Regions from separate parts of the Homo sapiens genome. Here region 2 is linked to region 1. A link is an interaction called in ENCODE POLR2A ChIA-PET data of the cell type or tissue named here. Cell type or tissue: PC-9. All regions are shown on one strand. Each heading gives the region's core, and the rest is flanking DNA. Links, peaks and the distances in the headings are about the cores only. Region 1 overlaps LOC105369625 (a long non-coding RNA gene). Region 2 overlaps VWF (von Willebrand factor).

The links. ChIA-PET counts read pairs that join two places held together with the same protein. Peaks named below come from ENCODE experiments on the same cell type or tissue, not always from the same donor. Only the 100,000 strongest peaks of a DNase experiment are listed, where the experiment ranks them.
Region 2: POLR2A ChIA-PET joins it to region 1 with 10 read pairs; 5 of 35 experiments call an interaction of 5 or more read pairs at or near these places.

Annotation. Positions count from the first base shown.
Region 1 is chr12:6,264,630-6,276,794 of GRCh38, forward strand. All of the region lies in intron 2 of LOC105369625 (a long non-coding RNA gene), which reads right to left. It also overlaps the pseudogene ATP5MFP5. Among named protein-coding and RNA genes, the nearest start is that of PLEKHG6, 40 kb to the right of the region's middle. RefSeq lists an enhancer at 4,206-4,951. In PC-9, for the core only: a CTCF peak has its summit at 9,176 (motif pointing left); DNase peaks (open chromatin) are centred at 8,352, 8,942 and 9,842; H3K4me3 peaks cover 1,742 bases; H3K27ac peaks cover 4,587 bases.
Region 2 is chr12:6,102,766-6,110,765 of GRCh38, forward strand. VWF (von Willebrand factor) reads right to left here. Exons shown (of 52, transcript NM_000552.5): 5 at 7,609-7,817. Among named protein-coding and RNA genes, the nearest start is that of VWF, 18 kb to the right of the region's middle. In PC-9, for the core only: no CTCF peak of the experiment used is centred there; a DNase peak (open chromatin) is centred at 7,476.

The DNA of each region.
Region 1 (12,165 bases), core at 4,060-12,059:
ATGAGAAACAAACAGGTTCCAGAACTTTCTCTAGATCATACTGCAGCAGGTGCTGAAGTGGGGATTTGAACCAGGTTCACCACACTTTGAAACCCATGCTCTCTTTACCACCGCTTGAGACACCCAAACACACACATGTATCGGCACGGCTACGTCTCCCGGTCTGTTTCCAGTTTCACGTTCCTCCCTCCTGGGCCAAACCACCACTGGGGACTCTTTTCTTCCTACAGCTCCAGGCAGCGCTGCATCATGGAAAGGTCACTCAGCTCACATTCATGACATGCTTTCTGTATGCAAGGCAGATCAGATCTAAGGGCAAACAAACATACCCAAACCCAGGGGACTACTGAGCACAGACAAATAAATAAGCAATTACAGTACAAAACAAGAAGTGATCAAGAGATACATAAGAGGACCCAAGAGCCCTCAGAAGGCCACTTACACTGCAGGAGGGGCCTTAGGAAATACTTCCCTGAGAAAGTGACATTTAAGCTGAGACCAAGGTATTAATACTACAAAGGAGTTACCTAAGGAAGGAAGACAGGGGGTGAGGGAGGGCCATCCACACAGGCTCTAGAGCAGGCGGCCTGGTTTTGAAACCAGCACCAGCACTGCCTGCCTGTGCCTGATGCACTCAGTGCAGCTGCACTTAACTTCTCCAGCCTCAGTTTCCTCATCGTAAAATGGCTAGTAAGCCTGCTCATTCCTGTAATCCCAGCACTTTGGGAGACTGAGGCAGGAGGATGACTTGAGTCCAGGAGTTCAAGACCAGCCTGGACAACATAGGGAGACCCCATCTCCAAAAAAGAAATAGACAAAACAAAACACAACAAAATGGATAGTAATAGTACCTGCCTCTTTGGGTTGTAGTTGGGAAAATTGAGTTAACACATCCAAGTGCTTAGAACAACAACTGACACAAAAGGTTCCTTAAATGTTCAATTAAAATATATGAAGAAGCGGCCGGGCGTGGTGGCTCACGCCTGTAATCCCAGCACTTTGGGAGGCTGAGGCGGGTGGATCATGAGGTCAGGAGTTCAAGACCAGCCTGGCCAAGATGGTGAAACTTCATCTCTACTAAAAATACAAAAAAATTAGCTGGGCGTGGTGGCATGCGCCTGTAATCCCAGCTATTCGGAAGGCTGAAGCACAGAATTCCTTAAACCTGGGAGGCGGAGGTTGCAGTGAGCCAAGATTGCACCACTGCCCTCCGGCCTGGGCAACAGAGCAAGACTCCGTCTCAAAAAAAAAAAAAAAAAAAAATATATATATATATATATATATACATATATATACGAAGAGGCTAGGTGCGGTGGCTCACGCCTCTAATCTCAGCACTTTGGGAGGCCAAGGTGGGCGGATTACCTAAGGTTAGGAGTTTGAAACCAGCCTGGCCAACATGGTGAAACCCCATCTCTACTAAAAACATAAAATTAGCCAGGCGTGGTGGTGCATGCCTATAATCCCAGCTACTCAGCAGACTGAGGCAGGAGAATTGCTTAAACCTGGGAGGCAGAGGTTCCAGTAAGACAAGACTGTGCCATTGCACTCCAGCCTGGGCAACAAGAGTGAAATACTGTCTTGAAAAAAAAAAAAAAAGCAAGCACATATGAAGGGGCCAGGCATAGTGGCTCACACCTATAATCCCAACACTTTTAGGAGGCTGAGGTGGGTGGATCGTTTGAGCCCAGGAGTTCAAGACCAGCCTGGGCAACATAGGGAAACCTTGTCTCTACAAAAGAATACCAAAAAAAGCTGGGCTTGGTGGCTCATGCCTGCAATCCCAGCTACTGGGGAGGCTGAAGCACAAGAATCACTTGAACCCGGGAGGCAGAGGTTGCAGTGAGCGGAGATCACGCCACTGCACTCCAGCCTGGGTGACACAGCGTAACTCCATCTCAAAAAAAAAAAAAAAAAAGGCCAGTAGTGACCTGTATTTGCACCGCTGCACTCCAGCAGAAGTGGTTTCAGGTGCCCAAGAGCAGGTGGCGGAAGGCAGGTGAGGTGGAGAGCAGATGCCCATAAACAGGCAGGTCCATGTGGGAGGGAAGCTCCAAGAGGAGATGATGCCTTCAGCTGGGAATAGGGAGGTGGCTGGGAGTAAGCAGAGAAGGCCAGACACATCCTTAAGGGAAAATGGATGAGAAGCTTTTGAATCTGTCTGGCTGACAATAACCGCTCACCGCCTAGGACTAGACAATTCACAAGACAGTTTCTTAACACGTCCTTATTCCAACCTCAACAGCCCCAGGGAACAGGCTTGTCATTCCTCTTTGTGGGAGGGAAACTGAACCGGAGGGGGATTAAGGCCCTGGGCTTGTTCGTGGGGTCTTAGACCTAAAACCAGGTCTTCCAAGTGAGGCTGTCCTGCAGGTCTCACATGCACACGCACACACACGCACACACATACACACATGAATACACACACACCCTCCCAAAGGGTCCCGGGCCCTGCTCACTAACCCCCTCTCCCGCTCGGAAAGGTGCCCTGGAAGGCAAGTGGCAGAAGTGACTTTGTTGTGGGGATGATCTCAAACCTGCTCTCACTGGGGGGAAAGTTAGTTAATTATTCACAAATGAAAAAAACAAGGTACAGGGTAATGGGAATAATATGCTAACATTTGGGTACTAAATAAGGGAAAGGAGGAATGTGTACAAGAGTGTTTGCTGATAGGTGCACAAAATGTTTCTGGAAGGATGCCCAAATTCTGGTAAGGATGGCTGCCTCAAGGGAGGGAGCTGCCCAGAGGGAAGGAAGGGGACTTTTCAGCGTGTACCCTTCTGGGCCTTTGGAAATTTGATGTGGTTACAGAAGCAAATATGTGCTTTAAAATACACGCAAGTGCTTTGGTTATGATGAATAACAGATTACTTAAAACACACCCACGACTGAGGTATGTTGTCATGTCATGACTGAAAACCATGTTCCCCCCTGGCCCCTCCTTTCCCTCCCCACGGTTCCAGTTGTGGGAGGCCACAGGCCCGAGCGTCATGATCCTTGTGAATGAGGGGGGGCAGACCACATCAGGCTCTGCAGCCTAGACTGTCCTGTCTGCCTCTTTGGGTGACCACAATCGCACCCACTCAAGCTAGACTGGAAAAGAGGGGAGACCAGGAGCCGTGGCTCATGCCTATAATCCCAGCACTTTGGGAGGCCGAGGTGGGTGGATCACCTGAGGTCAGGAGTTCAAGACCAGCCTGGCCAACATGGTGAAACCTCATCTCTACTAAAAAATACAAAAATTAGCCAGGCGTGGTGGTGGATGCCTGTAATCCCAGCTACTCGGGAGGCTGAGACAGGGAGAACTGCTTGAACCCGGGAGGCAGAGGTTACAGTGAGCCGAGATTGTGCCATTGTACTCCAGCTTGGGTGACAGGAGCGAAACTTCATCTCAAATAAATAAATAAATAAAAATAGGGCAGTGGAGCACAGGTGTGGTCCCAGCTACCGGGGAGGCCAAGGCAGGAGGACTGCTTGAGCCCAGGAGTTCAGTGAGCTGAGATGGCACCACTGCACTTCAGCCTGAGTAACAGAGCAAGATCCTGTCTCAAAAAAACAAAAGAGTATAAACTCAAAAATACACATCAGTGTAGTATGGGAAGTTAATATTTTTAAAAATAAGATAAAATAATAATAAATTAATTTAAAAGTAATAAAAAAATTTTTAAAACAGCACGGGATTCTTGTCCAGAATTGACAACACAAAGGGACTGAAGCGTTCCAGGCCCCAGGAGCAGCCATGCAGCAGGCCTCTTAATTCAGAGAGCAGACAGCGCTCAGGCACCCATGCCAGGCCCGAAATGGTCATCCCTCTGGTGGGCTACCTCTTTTTCTGCTTTTTCAATGTGTCTTCCTGCTTCTGCCCCCTCTACCAGGAGGCCCAGCTCATCACATCGCTCAGACACCAAAGCCCCCCAGTGACCCCTGGTCAGCTGTGGTGGGGCTGCCCTTGGGCAGGGTGCCCAATGCTGGGCCAGTCAGCTGAGGTCAGAGGGGACAGGGCCATGTGGGTCAGGACAGGAAATGCCCACCCTAGGAACGCGCAGCAGGGAGCCGGGAGAAGCTCAGTTTCTCTCAGAGGGGGCTGTAGGCGGGGCATTCATGTGGTGGACAAAAAACCTCCAGGACGCCTTCAGTCCAGCAGCCTTAGTTCACCTCTCCAGGCCAGCCTGGCCTCACCTGACCTCCAGGCACTGCCTTCCCTGGATGTGTACTTGCGAACAGAGGCGAAGATACCTTCCCCCATCTAAGAGCCAGGAGAAATATCACTGATATTTGTTACAAGGGAGAAGCCCCAGCTTTATAAATACCTGCCTACAAAGGGCCCTCACATGTACCCCTCCTCCCTTCCCTCCTCGGCCCCAGCCTCTGGCAGCCACCCCACTTGCTGCCTTTGCCAGGGCTCCAGCAGTAGTGAAAATATTTGGAGATTTTGGCCAACCCACGAAGCAAAAAAAAAAAAAAAAAAAAAAAAGAGCAAAATAAACCACCAAGAAAGCATGGGATTTTAAAATCAGAAAGACCTGGATTTCCTTCTACCTCTGCCACTCGCTAGCTTTATGATCTTAGATCAGGCACTTAACCTCACTCAGTTTCTTCACCTGTGAAGTGGGAGGGACAACACCTAATTCACAAGGTTGTCAGGAGAATGAAAAGCGAAGATATACATGACAAAGCCAGCCCACTACGGGGCACACAGTACAGGCTCACAAATGGCTGCCCCACCATTCCCTTTCTCCTTACATTTTCTTTCTTTTTTTTTTTTTTTGAGACAGAGTCTCACTCTGTCGCCCAGGCTGGAGTGAAGTGGCATCATCTCTGCTCACTGCAAGCTCTGCCTCCCGGGTTCACGCCATTCTCCTGCCTCAGCCTCCCGAGTAGCTGGGGCTACAGGCACCCACCACCACACCTGGCTAATTTTTTTTGTATTTTTTAGTAGAGACGGGGTTTCACCATGTTAGCCAGGATGGTCTTGATCTCCTGACCTTGTGATCTGCCTGCCTTGGCCTCCCAAAGTGCTGGGATTACAGGCGTGAGCCACCACGCCCGGCCCCCTACATTTTCCTTTCCTGTCCTCCTTCAGCATCGCAGCCACACTATATTCCTCATTAATCCCATATATTACTCAGGACTCTTGCTTGCAAGTGACGGTAAACCTTATTCAGACTGGCCAATGAGTGAAAGGAAAGTCTTTGGCTTTGTGGACCTGAACCATCCAGGCACACTGGGCTCCAGGGTACACACGGTACCACCAGGGGTTGGTCTGGCTTTGGACATTTACCAGCTCTGCTTCCCTCATTTTCAGGTGTATTCTTCCTTCATTCATTTATCAAATATTTCTTTTCTTTTCTTTTTTATTTATTTTATTTTTATTTTATGTTTTTTAATTTTTTTTACCAGTCATCTTTTATTTGGGGGTTAATTCCCATTAGGATATGAAAGGATTCAGCAGCGATCGAGATTGTGTTCCTCACGGAGGGGCTCAGGCCTAGAAGGTCGTGGGGTACGGGGTGCAGAGCGTGTCCTCTTCAGTAGCATTTGCGGAGCCGCTCGTGCTTGAGATGCTTGTAGGAGAGGCAGTAGCTGAAGATCACGTAGCATGCCAGCACCATGGTAACCCCCGAGATGCTCCCCTTCTTCACATTGATGTACTTGTTGTAGTACCGGTAGTAACTTCTTCGAAATGCTCCGAAAATGCCACTAGGGCTGAAGTCCCGCGTCAAGATCCAGCTTGGCAACTCCCCCAGTTTGACCTCCAGAAGTTTCTTGTCCTTCACTGGTATGACTGACGCCATCTTGGAGTCGTGGTGTCTTTTTCTTTCTTTTCTTTTCTTTTTTTTTTTTTTGAGACTGGGCAACAAGAGCAAAACTCCGTCTCAAAAAAAAAAAAAAAAAAAAGATTCCTCATGGGCTGCAAGGTGCTGGCCAGGGCTGCTGTCATCTCAAGGCTCAACTGGAGAAGGAACGAGCCACTTACTTCCACGCTTATTCACGGGGCTTTGATAGGTTCAGTTCTTCACCAGGTGCTAGACGGAGGGTCTCAGTTCCTTGTTGGCTATTGCCCAGAGGCCTCGCACAGTTTCTCCAACATGACAGTTTGATGAATCAAAGTAAGCAAGCCAAGAAGGAGAGAGACAGAGAGGCTGCAAGACAGCAGTCACAGGTTTTCATAACCCAATCTCAGGAGCAATATCCACTGCTTTTACCACATAGTCTTTTTTATTTATTTTTTATTTATTTATTTTTTTGAGACAGAGTCTTCCTTATCGCCCAGGCTGGAGTGCAGTGGCATGATCTCGGCTCACTGTGAACTCCGCCTCCCAGGTTCACGCCATTCTCCTGCCTCAGCCTCCCGAGTAGCTGGGACTACAGGCGCCCGCCACCGCGCCAGGCTAATTTTTTGTATTTTTAGGAGAGACAGGGTTTCACCGTGTTAGCCAGGATGGTCTCGATCTCCTGACCTCGTGATCCACCCGCCTCGGCCTCCCAAAGTGCTGGGATTACAGGAGTGAGCCACCGCGCCCAGCCTATTTTTATTTTTTTAAGAGAGGGTCTCATTCCGTTGCCCAGGCTAGAGTCCAGTGGTGCAGTCACGGCTCACTACAGCTTTAACCTCCCAGGCTCAAACGATCCTCCCACCTCAGCCTCCCGAGTAGCTGGGACTACAGACGTGCACCACCACATCTGGCTAATTTTTGTATGTTTTGTAGAGACTAGGTCTCACTATGTTGCCCAGCGTGATCGCAAGCTCCTGGGCTCAAGCAATCCCCCATCTCAGCCTCCCAAAATATCGAGATTTACAAGCGCAAGCCACCTGCCCCCCAGTTTTGCAGTATCCTGTAGGTTAGAAGTAAGTCACCAGATTTAGCCCACGCTCAGGGGAGGGGATTACACAAGGGCGTGACCACCACGAGGCAGGGATCACCTGAGGCTGCCTACCTCAGGGGCCAGTGCAAGAACTTTAGTTTCACTCTAAGTGTCCTGGGAAGCTATTATGGGGTTTTGAGTAAAAATATAGCATAATCCAACTTATGTCTTTACTTTTTTTTTTTGAGATGGAGTCTCGCTCTGTTGCCAGGCTGGAGTGCCGTGGCACGATCTCGGCTCACTGCAACTTCCACCTCCCGGGCTCAAGTGATTCTCCTGCCTCAGCCTCCTGAGTAGCTGGGATTACAGGCACGCGCCACCACGCCCAGCTAATTTTTGTATTTTTAGTAGAGATGGAGTTTCACCATGTTGGCCAGAATGGTCTCGATCTCCTGACTCCGTGATCCACCCACCTCGGCCTCCCAAAGCGCTGGGATTACAGGTGTGATCCACAGTACCCAGCCCAACTTATTTTTAAAGGTCATTCTGAGACCGAGGGCAGTGGCTCACGCCTGTAATCCCAACACTTTGGGAGGTGGAGGCGGGCAGAACACGAGGTCAGGAGATCGAGACCATCCTGGCTAACATGGTGAAACCCTGTCTCTACTAAACATACAAAAAAAAAAAAAAAATTAGCCGGGCATGGTGGCAGGTGCCTGTAATCCCACCTACTCTGGAGGCTGAGGCAGGAGAATCACTTGAACCCGGGAGGGGAAGGTTGCAGTGATCCAGGATCACGCCACTGCACTCCAGCCTGGGCGACAGAGTGAGACTCGGTCTTAAATAAATAAATAAATAAATAAATGTCATTCTGACTCGTGTTGAGCATAGACTGTGGGAGGTGGGGAAGGTGGGAGTTAGGAAACTAGTGAGGAGGGAGGAGGTCAAGCAGGATTCCAGGTGGGAGAGCCAGCTGGCAGCCGTGGACGGGGTGAGGAGTGGCTGGGTTCGGATCTGCCTTGCAGGATTTCCTAATGGATTGAGTGTTGGTGTGAGACAGAGTCAAAGGTAGCTGCAAGGGGTTTGGCTCTGTGCACCTGGAAAGGTGCAGTGTTGAGACATGCAGCAACAGCTCCCCACCCAACTCCATATTCCCCAGCAACCTCAGCAGAGTGAAAAATCCTGCTTCCCAATGACTCCAGCTGGAACATAGGGGAACACAGTAGGCACTCACCACTCATTGTTGAGTGGTAAATAAGTTTATTCAACAGATGTTTATTTCAACCTACTTGGCACCAGGCCCCATGTCTACACAGTGAAGACAGACACAGTCTTTGCATTTCTGAAGTTTGCAGTCAAGCTTCTTATCTGACGAAACTAAGGCAGGTAGAGAAATGAATGATTGGCTATGACGCCCCCCTTCCTGGGGAATGTGGAATCTTTCCCGAAAGTTTTTAGACCACAAGAATGGCCCTCTAAACTTCAGGTTTCAGCCTGGCTATTTCCAGGCAGGGCAGCCTTCTGGGTGCATCTCAGATTACACCTGGGAGGCCACCCCACCCACACATTCAGCCTGCCAGAGCCCTGACCACAAAAAAAGGTGTCCTGAGACAGCCGCCCGCCTTCCTTTTTTTTTTGAGACAAACTCCATCGCCCAAGCTGGAGTGCAGTGACGTGACCTCAGCTCACTGCTCAGCTCAGCACTGCTCAGCTCGGCTTGGCTTCCAGGGCTCAGGTGATTTTCCACCTCAGCCTTCTGAGTAGCTGGGACTACAGGCATGCATCATCACGCCCGGCTAAATTGTGTGTGTGTGTGTGTGTGTGTGTGTGTGTGTGTAGTTTTTGTAGAGACAGGGTCTCGCCATGTGGTCTCAAACTCCTGGGCTCAGGCAATCTGCCCACCTTGCCCACCCCAAGTGCTGGAATTACAGGCATAAGCCACCGCATCCAGCCTCCCCCTTCATTGTTGAGACATTCTCAGTAGCAGTCAGGGTCTCAGCAGCAAACAGAATGTATCCAAAAGGGGTGACCAAGGAGAATTCAACAGAAGAGCTTATTGTGGAGAGGTGGGCAGGGTTGAGGGAAGTCCACAAGGAACAAGGGACAGTGAGGCCCACTGCAGCCAGCAAGAGCCGAGGCCCCTCCCCTCCAGGGCTGGGGAGCAGGGGAAGGAGCAGGGAACCCGAGCCAGGAGACCTGGAGCTTCAGTGGGAGCTGCTGACAGGAGCTATGGCCTTCAGGAGAGGGAGGTAGCCACTGCCCACCAGCAGCCCAGCAGGGAGTGGGTGTCCCATCTACTCCCCTCTCACCCTCCGATTCCTGCTGGTGCCTCCTGCTGGCTGACTGGAACCCAGAGGGCAAGGGAGCCCGTCAGAAGCAGCGGAGAAGTCAGCCTGGTGGGCCCTGGGGCATGGGGAGTGGGGTGGAGTGTGTGTCTGCGGGGCACACAGGGAAGGGCCAGCACACGCTCTTTATCCCAGAGGCCCCACCTGCTTCCTTTGGTCAGGCTGGGAAACTGAGGCAAGAGCAGCTCAGCCTGAGGAATCTGAACTTCACACCAGGCAGAAGCCTGAGGGGTTCGAGCTGGGAAAAGGCACAACCACCATTATGCAGTTTGGGGCTGGTGGGGAGGGGTGTGGGTGTTTGTCTGGCTATCACCATGGCAACCACGCTAAGCTGCCATCTAGGTCAGGCCAGGGAATGGCTGGAAGTCACTTTTTCCATCACCTACCCATTCAGTCCCATCCCTCTTTCCTTCCTCCTTGGCCCCAAACAGAGTGACTTCCCCTGTTGCTCCATTCCCAAGCATGAGAACAATGGATGCTGCTGGCTCAGGGTAGGGTGATAAGCTCGGGCTGGCATACCATGTTGTGGGGGGAGGAAAATAGAGGGGAAGAAGTTACAGAGGGAGATGGCACAGGGGGTACCAGATAACCCAGAGCGAAGGAGGGAGGATTGCGGCAGATGGCCGCTGTCCAGGAGGGGTGACCTGCCACCTAGAACATTCAGCCTGTGGTCAGCAAGCAGCTTTCATTGGTGTGGTGACACCACAGCATACCAAACTCTGTCCTGCCCCTGCCCCTGCCAGTGGGACAAGGAGCAAGGCCCAGGATGGGAGGGGATTTTAGTATTCCCTCCTTGTAAATGCACCAAAAATGGTTACCAGGGAGCTGCAGATTCTAGACAGACAGGGCACCAGGTCTCCCTCCAGGAGGGACTCCTAGAAGAAGGATGTTCCTTTTTGCTTAGAAAGGCAAAGGTGGGAAGGGAGGGGGCCATAGCCTCACTCAGGGGACTTCATTGTGACACAGGCTTTTGATGCTGGTCAGTCCTGCTGGGCGGGGTTACCCCAGGAAGCAGGGCGAGGGCGGCCTGCCAAGCCACTCTCCTCTCCCACAGGCCTCCCCTCAGCCCTGCTCTGCAGCCCCTCTCAGGGCCACTTTGCTCTAATCCTCCTCTCCGCCCTCCTAATTCCAACCTGCCCCCCTGAGCTCATTTAGTTCAGATTCCTCCTCTGCATAAAGTCTTCGATCGCTGGCTACATAGGCTGCACTACCCCAGTGAAATTCCAACACATTCACTGCTTAGAGCACGCAGTTCTCACCCAGCATGATGCAGTTACCTTCCTATGTGGATTGCCTTACTGCCCTACAAACAGCCCAGAATTGCCTCAAACCCACCTCCATGCTGGGTGCATACAGCAGGCACTCAGTGCATACACTCGGATTCAATGAGGAGCAGAGGCAAGATTCTAGGACCTCCCATTGTCAGAGACTTTAATATCAGCTGCTGACATCTTGGGGGTTCCCTAAAAAGGGCAATTACCCCTCACTCTGCCAACGAGGCAAGAGAAAGCTCCATCAGGATCACATTGGTGTCACTCACAGTCACCAAAGCACGTCTTTGCAGACTATCTTATTTGAACCACATTGCAATCTTGTGAGGTACCCATTTAACAGGTGAGGAAATTGAGGGTCAAAGAGGTTAAACGGTATGTCCCAGGGTACAGAGTGAGTCTAGAACACAGGTCCCTAGACACCTAGCTTAACACTTGGAACCCAGGAAAAATACCTGCTATCCAAAGAAGAACAAAAAAGGCTATCAAGCCAGGCGCGGGGGCTCACGCCTGTACTCCCAGCACTTTGGGAGGCCGAGGCAGGTGGATCACTTGAGGCCAGGAGTTCGAAACCAGCCTGGCTAACTTGGTGAAACCCCATTTCTACCAAAAATGAAAAAAAATTACCCGGACATGGAGACACATGCCTGTAATCCCAGCTACTCAGGAGGCTGAGGCACGAGAATCACTTGAACCTGGGAGGCAGAGGTTGCAGTGAGCCGAGGTCGCAGTGAGCCGAGGTCGCGCCACCACACTCCAGCCCGGCCGACAGGGCAAGACTCCGTCTCAAAAAAAAATAAATGCTATGAAGCTGGCAGATACCAGACCCAACATTACTCCAGGGTGGAAAGCAATACTGAAAGAGAGGGAGAAACAACTTGCCCCAGAAGAGGGGAGATGCAATCCCTCCCTCCAGCTCACACAGGGAAGCAGACACACGCATGGAGAAGCAGACAGATGTGAGAGCTCATGACAGTTCCCGGGCTGCCAGCATGGCCGCTCTAAGCCCTCAGAGTTCAAGGGTCCAACCCCAGGTGAAAAGCTCAGAGGAGGGTCTACTCTGCCCAGAACCTCTGAGGGAATGAACGCCACTGGGAGGGGGAGAATACTGGTGCCTGGTAAGGAGAGAAATCCAGTAAACTGAGGCAGGGGCCAGAAGAGGCTGAGAAGGGACAGGACTCCAAAAGCAGCACTCACCTCTAACCTCTATTCCAAAACCACCCTAGTGGGAAAATCCTGGACACTCTACCAGTGAGAAGAAAGGGAGTCCACCCTGAAGTTTGCAAACATAGCTGCACAGGAAAATCACAGGAATTGTTTCTTCGAAGTATAGATTCCTAGGGCTACCTCAGCCTAGCTTGTGGAAATCCTGATGCCCAGGGAGAAGCACAGATTTACTCAATCGGAATCTCTTGGGAGGGCTCAAGCACGAGCATTCCCTTTAAGTCCACTGTATCATTGTACAATCAAGGTTGAGAACCACTGCTTTCAAAAGGCCGGGGGAATCCGTGTGTTGAACGTGTCTCAAGAGATTCTAATGAACCCCAGGTCAGCCCTGCTCTGCTCACAGGTAAATGGGAAACCTTGCTAAAGATAACTCATCCCAAATCATCAAGTGTCGTCTACAAAACCAGCAAGGGGGCGGGTGCGGTGGCTCAAGCCTGTAATCCCAGCACTTTGAGAGGCCAAGACAGGCAGATCACAAGGTCAGGAGTTCAAGACCAGCCTGGCCAACATGGTG
Region 2 (8,000 bases), core at 1-8,000, 170 kb before region 1:
ATGCTAATGGATCAGAATTCATATTGTTAAAATGACCATACTGCCCAAAGCAATCTACAGATTCAATGTAATCCTTATCAAAGTACCAATGTCATTTTTCACAGAATTAGAAAATGCAATCTTAAAATTCATATGGAACTGAAAAACAGACCGAATAGCCAAAGCAATCCTGAACAAAAAGAACAAAGCTGGAGGCATCACAATATGTGACTTCAAAATATATTACAAGAATATAGTAATCAAACAGTATGGTACTGGTATAAAAATATACACATAGATCGGCCAGGCGTGGTGGCTCATGCCTGTAATCCCAGCACTTTGGGAGGCCAAGGTGGGTGGATCACAAGGTCAGGAGATTGAGACCATCCCTGGCTAACACGGTGAAACCCCATCTCTACTAAAAATACAAAAAATTAGCCGGGTGTGGTGGTGGGCACCTGTAGTCCCAGCTACTAGGGAGGCTGAGGCAGGAGAATGGCATGAACCCAGGAGGCGGAGCTTGCAGTGAGCCAATCCACGCCACTGCACTCCAGCCTGGGCAACAGAGCGAGACTCCGTCTCAAAAAATATATATATATATGTGTGTATATATACATATATATGTGTGTGTGTGTATACACGTGTGTGTATACACGTGTGTGTATACACACGTGTGTGTATACACACGTGTGTATATACATACACATATATGTGTATATACACATATGTGTGTATATACATATATGTGTATACACACACGTATATATATACACACATATGTGTATATACACATATATGTATACACACACACACACACACACACACACACACACACACACAGATCAATGGAATAGAATAGACACCCAGAGATAGAGCCAGTTGATATTTGACAAAGCTGACAAGAATATATACTAGGGAAAGGACACCCTCTTCAACAAATGTTGCTGGGAAAACTGGATTGCCATATGCAGAAGAATGAAACTGGACCCCTATCTCTCACCATATACAAAAAAAAATCAACTCAAGATGTATTAAAGACTTGAATGTAAGGTCTGAAACTATAAAAATCCTAGAAAAAAACCTTGGGAAAACTGTACTGGACATTGGCCTAGGCAAGGAATTTCTGACTAAGACTTCAAAAACACAGGCAACAAAAACAAAAATAGATAAATGAGACTTCATTAAACTAAAAATCTTCTGCACAGCAAAAGAAATCATCAACAGAGTGAAGAGACAGCTTGCAGAATGGAAGAAAATATTTGCAAACTTTTTCATCCAGCAAGAGACTAGTATCCAGAATACACAAGGAACTCAAACAACTCAACAACAATGAAAAATAACAAATAATATCAGCAAGAAGTGGGCAAAGGACATGAGTAGACATTTTTCAAAGGAAGACATACAAATATCTGACAGGAATGTGAAAAAAATGGTCAACATAACTTGTCATGAGAGAAATGCAAATTAAAACCACAATGAGATATCATCTTACCCTAGTCACAACGGTTATTATTAAAAAGACAGAAAATAACAGATGTTGGCAAGGATGAGGAAAAAGGGGAACTCTTACACACTGTTGGTGGGAATGTAAATGAGTACAACCTCTATGGAAAACAGTATGCAGATTTTTCAAAGAACTTTAAAAAAAAAAAAAATAGGACTGCCAGGCGCGGTGGCTCACACCTGTAATCCCAGCACTTTGGGAGGCTGAGGCGGGCGTATCACGAGGTCAGGAGTTTGAGACCAGCCTGGCCAACATGGTGAAACCCCGCCTCTACTAAAAAAATACAAAAGAAAAAAAAATGAGCCGGACGTGGTGACATGCGCCTGTAGTCCCAGCTACTCAGGAGTCTGAGGCAGGAGAATTGCTTGAACCCGGGAACTGGAGGTTGCAGTGAGCTGAGATCAGGCCACTGCACTCCAGCCTGGGCAACAGAGTGAGACTCTGTCTCGGAAAAAAAAAAAATATATAGGACTACCATTCAATCCAGCAATCCCACTACTGGATATCTACCCAAAGGAAAAGAAATCAATATATCAAAAATATACCTGCACTAGTATATTTATTGTGCATTATTCACAATAGCAAAGACATGGTATGAACCTAAATGCCCATCAACAGATGATTAGATGAAGAAAATGTGGTACATATACACAATGGAAGACTATTTGGCCATAAGAATGAAATCGCATCTTTTGCAGCAACATGGGTGGGATTGGAGGTCATTATGTTAAGTGAAACAAACCACATAAAGTCAAATATGACATGTTCTCACCAAAAAGTGGTTACTAAAAGATGTGTACACACAGACAGAAAGAGTAGAATGATAGATATTGGAGACTCAGAAAGGTGAGAGAGAGTGGGAGTGGGGCAGATGATGAGAAATTACTTAATGGGTACAAAGTATATTGTACCCTAAAAGTCCTGACTTGACCACTACACAATCTGTGCATGTAACAAAATTGCGCTTGTACCCCATAAATTTATACAATTTTTTTTTTGAGACAGAGTCTCGCTTTGTCACCCAGGCTAGAGTGCAGTGGGGCGATCTCGGCTCATTGCAACCTCCGTCCCCTGGGTTCAAGCAACTCTCCTGCCTCAGCCTCCCTAGTAGCTAGGATTACAGGCATGTGCTACCACCCCCAGCTAATTTTTATATTTTTAGTAGAGATGGGGTTTCACATGTTGGCCAGGCTGGTCTTGAACTTCTGACCTCAAATGATCCATCCACCTCGGCCTCCTGAAGTGCTGGGATTACAGGATTACAGGCGTGGGCCACCACGCCCGGCCTTATACAAATTTTTAAAAAGAAAAAATTTAAAAAATGTTTAAGAAGAAATTGCATATCAAATTTTTCTCCTTTTAAGTAAAGAGAAATAGATATTGTAAAAGGAATATTTTAAAATTTCACATACCTGAAAAATAAATCATGAAATATATGAAGAAAATAGAATTGCCATTAGAAATCATCCAGGAATTCTGCCTCTGGGAATATACTCAAAAGAATTGAGCCGGACGCGGTGGTTCATGCCTGTAATCCCAGCACTCTGGGAGGCCAAGGTGGGCAGATCAAGAGGTCAAGAGATGGAGACCCTCCTGGCCAACATGGTGAAACCCCATCTCTACTAAAAATACAAAAAAAAAAAAATTAGCTGTGCGTGGTGGCATGCGCCTGTAGTCCCAGCTACTCAGGAGGCTGAGGCAGGAGAATCACTTGAACCCGGGAGGTGGAGGTTGCAGTAAGCCGAGATCAGGCCACTGCACTTCAGCCTGGCGACAGAGGGAAACTCCATCTCAAAAAAAATAAAGAAGAATTGAAAGCAGGGTTTTAAAGAGTTATTTGTACACCTATACTCATAGCAGCTTTATTCACTATAGGCAAAACGTGGAAGCAATCTAAGTGTCTACTGATGGATAAATGGATAAGCAAAGTACGTACGGTCTGTATGCACAATGAAATTTTTTTTCTTTTCCTCAAATTCCTCTGATACAATGGAATATTATTCATCCTTAAAAAGGAAGAAAATTCTGACATACACCACAACATGAATGAACCTTGAGGACATTATGCAAAGTGAAATAAGCCAGCCACAAAAAGACAAATGCTGTATGATTCCACTTATATGAGATACTTAGAGTAGTCAAAATCATAGACAGAAAGTAAAATGATGGTTTCCAGGAGCCCAGAGGGAAGAATGGGAAGTTATTGTGTAATGAATATAAAGTTTCAGTTCTGCAAGATGAAAAGAGTTCTGGAGATGGATGGTGGTGATGGTTGTACAACTACATGAATGTACCTGATACCACTGAACTATATACATAAAAATGGTTAAGATAATAAATTTTGGCCAGGCGCGGTGGCTCACGCCTGTAATCCCAGCACTTTGGGAGGCTAAGCGGAGGCGGATCACCTGAGGTCAGGAGTTCAAGAGCAGCCTGGCCAACATGGTGAAACCCCGTCTCTACTAAAAATACAAAAATTAGCTGGACATAGTAGCGGACACCTGTAATCCCAGCTACTAGGGAAGCTGAGACTGGAGAATTGCTTCAGCCCGGGAGGCGGAGGTTGGAGTGAGCTGAGATCACACCATTGCACTGCAGCCTGGGCAACAAGAGTGAAACTCCGACTCAAAAAAAAAAAAAAAAAAAAAAAAGATAGTAAATTTTATGTTACATGTATCATAGCACAATAAAAAATGCGGCGGGGTGTAGAAATCTATACACAAATGTTTACACTGGCTTTGTTCATAATTTTCCATAATTGGAAACAACAAAGCATCCTTCAACTGGTGAATGGGTAAACAAATTGTGGTAACTACTCCTTAGCAATAAATAGGAACAAACTACTGATACATGCACCAATATGGATTAACCTCTCACGGACCATGTTAAATGAAAGAAGCCAGACTTACAAGACTAAATACTGCAAATAGGGTATGATTACAGTCATATGAATTTTGGAAATATCAAGACTACAGAAACAGATAAAAGATCAGTGGCCACCAGGAGCTAGGAGTTGGGGGAAGATTTGACTACAAAGGAGCATGGTGATTTTGAGGGTGACAAAACTGTTCTATAGTTTGATTGTGGTGGTTACATGACTCTACGCTTTTGCGAAAACTCAGAGAACTGTATGTGAAAGGGTGAATTTTACTGTCTGTAAATTAACCTCAATAAATCTGACTTTTGAAAGAACAATAATAAAATAGAGCCATGTGGTGCTTCCATGACACACATCTGAAACAAAATCACATAGAAAGGTTGAAAGAATGGAAAAAGATACATCAAACAAACACTAACCAAAAGAAAGGTGGAATAGCTATACTAATATCAGACAGATTGAAGGCAAAAAGCACTGGTAAAAATGAGAGTCATTACATTAAAGGAACAATTCCCTAGAAAGATTCAATATATATATATATATATTTTTTGAGACGGAGTCTCACTCTGTCGCCCAGGCTGGAGTGCAGTGGTGCGATTTCAGCTCACTGCAAGCTCCGCCTCCAAGGTTCATGCCATTCTCCTGCCTCAGCTTCCCGAGTAGCTGGGACTACAGGCACCTGCCACCACACCTGGCTCATTTTTTGTATTTTTAGTAGAGACGGGGTTTCACCGTGGTAGCCAGGATAGTCTCCATCTCCTGACCTCATGATCCGCCCACTTCGGCCTCCCAAAGTGCTGGGATGACAGGCTTGAGCCACCGCACCCAGCCGAAAGATTCAGTATTTCTAAACACTAATAACAAAGGCTCAAGATATACAAAGCAGGCCAGGCACGGTGACTCACGCCTGTAATCCCAGCACTTTGGGAGGCAGAGGCGGAGAGATCACTTGAGGTCAGGAGTTCAAGACTAGCCTGGCCAACATGCTGAAACCTCATCTCTACTAAAAATACAAAAATTAGCCAGGCGTGGTGACACCTGGATGTAGTCCCAGCTACTCAGGAGGCTGAGGTAGAAGAATCGCTTGAATCTGGGAGGTGGAGGCTGTAGTGAGCTGAGATCTCACCACTGCAATCCGGCCTGGGTGACAGAGCAAGACTCTGTCTTTAAAAAAAAAAAAAAAGAAAGAAAGAAAGAAAGAAATATATACACACACACACACACACACACACACACACACAAAGCAAAATTTGACAGAATTACATGAAGAAAGTGACAAATTCACCACCATTATAGAAAAATTTAGCTCTTTTAGTAATGGGTCATTAATAAGCAGACAAGAAGTAGTACACATACAGAAGATCTGGAAAACACAATTAAAAAGCTTAATTCAAGAAGTATAGGTAGAGTCCTGCACCAATCAGAGAATACATTATTTTTGGGCATACATAGAACACTTGTAAAAAAAAAAAAAAAGGCTGCAAACAAGTCTACAATTTTTTAACTAGGCCACAATTTTTTAACCAAATTTAGAAATCAATTTAGTTACAAATAGGTAACTTTAAAAACTTCAGGCCAGGTACAGTGGCTCACACCTGTAAGCCCAGCACTTTGGGAGGCCGAGGGGGGCAGATCACGAGGTCAGGAGTTGGAGACCACCCTGGCTAACACAGTGAAACCCTGTCTCTACTAAAAATACAAAAAATTAGCCAGGCATGGTGGCGGGTGCCTGTAGTCCCAGCTACTCGGAAGGCTGAGGCAGGAGAATGGCGTGAACCCAGGAGGCAGAGCTTGCAGTGAGCCGAGATCGCGCCACTGCACTCCAGCCTGGGTGACAGAGCGAGACTCCGTCTCAAAAAAAAAAAAAAAAAAATTCAAACTTTTGAATTTGTAAATGTATATAGGTTCAGAAAGAGCTCAAAATGGAAGTTAGAAAATTTAAAACATGAAATATGTTACATATCAAAATTGGTACAGCTGGGCACAGTAACACACACCTATAATTCCACTAGGAAGGCTGAGGCAAGAGGATTCCTTGAGCCCAAGAGTTCAAGATCAGTTTGGGCAACTTAGCAAGACCTTATCTCTAAATACACACACACAGAGACACACAGACACACACACACACGTGTATATATATACATATATATACACACACATATATAATTACATATATACACACATATACAGTATATATACATATTTACACAAACACACACACATATATAGAGTGCAACTAAAGTGATATTTAGAGGGAAATTTATAGCCCTAAATGTACATATCAGACAATAAAATCAGTGCTGGAGAAAACCAAAAAATAAACTATCATGCTATTTTCCAATATGGTACATTCCAATGAAAGGAAGAGTCAATTGTTTCTCTGCATGTTTACTCTCTAATCAGAAAGTGGTTGGGTCATAAGGAAGAAAGATAACATATGTAAGTGTTTAGCTTTGGCAAGGGAACATCACTAATTGAATGTTTATGTAATTGAAATTAAAGAAGATTGAAATATTCATCTTTAGTGTTTTCTTTTTTTTTTGAGACGGAGTCTCGCTCTGTCGCCCAGGCTGGAGTGAAGCGGCACGATCACTGCTCACTGCAAGTTCTCCCTCCCGGGTTCACGCCATTCTCCTGTCTCAGCCTCCCAAGTAGCTGGAACTACAGGCACCCGCCACCACGCCTGGCTAATTTTCTGTATTTTTAGTAGAGACATGGTTTCACCATGTTAGCCAGGATGGTCTCAATCTCCTGACCTCATGATCCGCCTGCCTCGGCCTCCCAAAATGCTGGGATTACAGGGGTAAGCCACTGCGCCCAGCCTAGTGTTTTCACATTATCCATATTACTTTCTATTGCTCGTGAACACACACATGCACACACACATAAACTGGCCTTTTTGGATGGTGTGGAGGACCGACCACTCCATAGATTTTATCCACTCCACTGTAGTGGGCTGAGGAGGATCGACTCAAACTACCCAGCATTGACCAACCATCTGCCACGTGCAAGTTGCTACAGAGAATTCAAAGTTGAACGAAGTCAGCTTTGAGGAGCTCTAAGACCTGGTTTCACTAGAGGTCTAGGCATTGGAATGGAATGCAAAGAGATAAGGTTGGCAACATAAATTGAGGTGAGGTCACAGTGAGGCTTGAATGCCAGGGAAGGCATGTTAGTGAAGGTTTATGAGCAAGGAAATAAAAAGCATGGCCACACTTTAGGGAAATGGTATCCCAGAACATCTTACCTTCTTGGGTCATAAAGTCATCTTCAGCAAAGATGTTAAAGTTGCCACACAGCCCGCAGGTCTTGTTGAAGTATCTGTCTGACAGCAGGACTTGAAAGTTGCCGCTGCCATCGATCCTGGCCACAAAGCCATAGGCCTCACCGGACAGCTTGTAGTACCCAGCCTCAGTTTCTAGATACAGCCCTTTGGAGGCATAGGGCATGGAGACTCTGGAGGGCAAAGGCTAAGTTCAGAAGTGGGCTTCTTGTGCATTTTCTGGATGTCTCTCCCACCTTCTAACCCCAACCCCATGTTGTAGGGTTCAGAACATGGTGCAAAGTGGCTGAGGACCTAGATCAGCAATCGGGAGAGCTGGCTCTCACCCAGCCCTGCTACTCACTTCCTTGGAACAT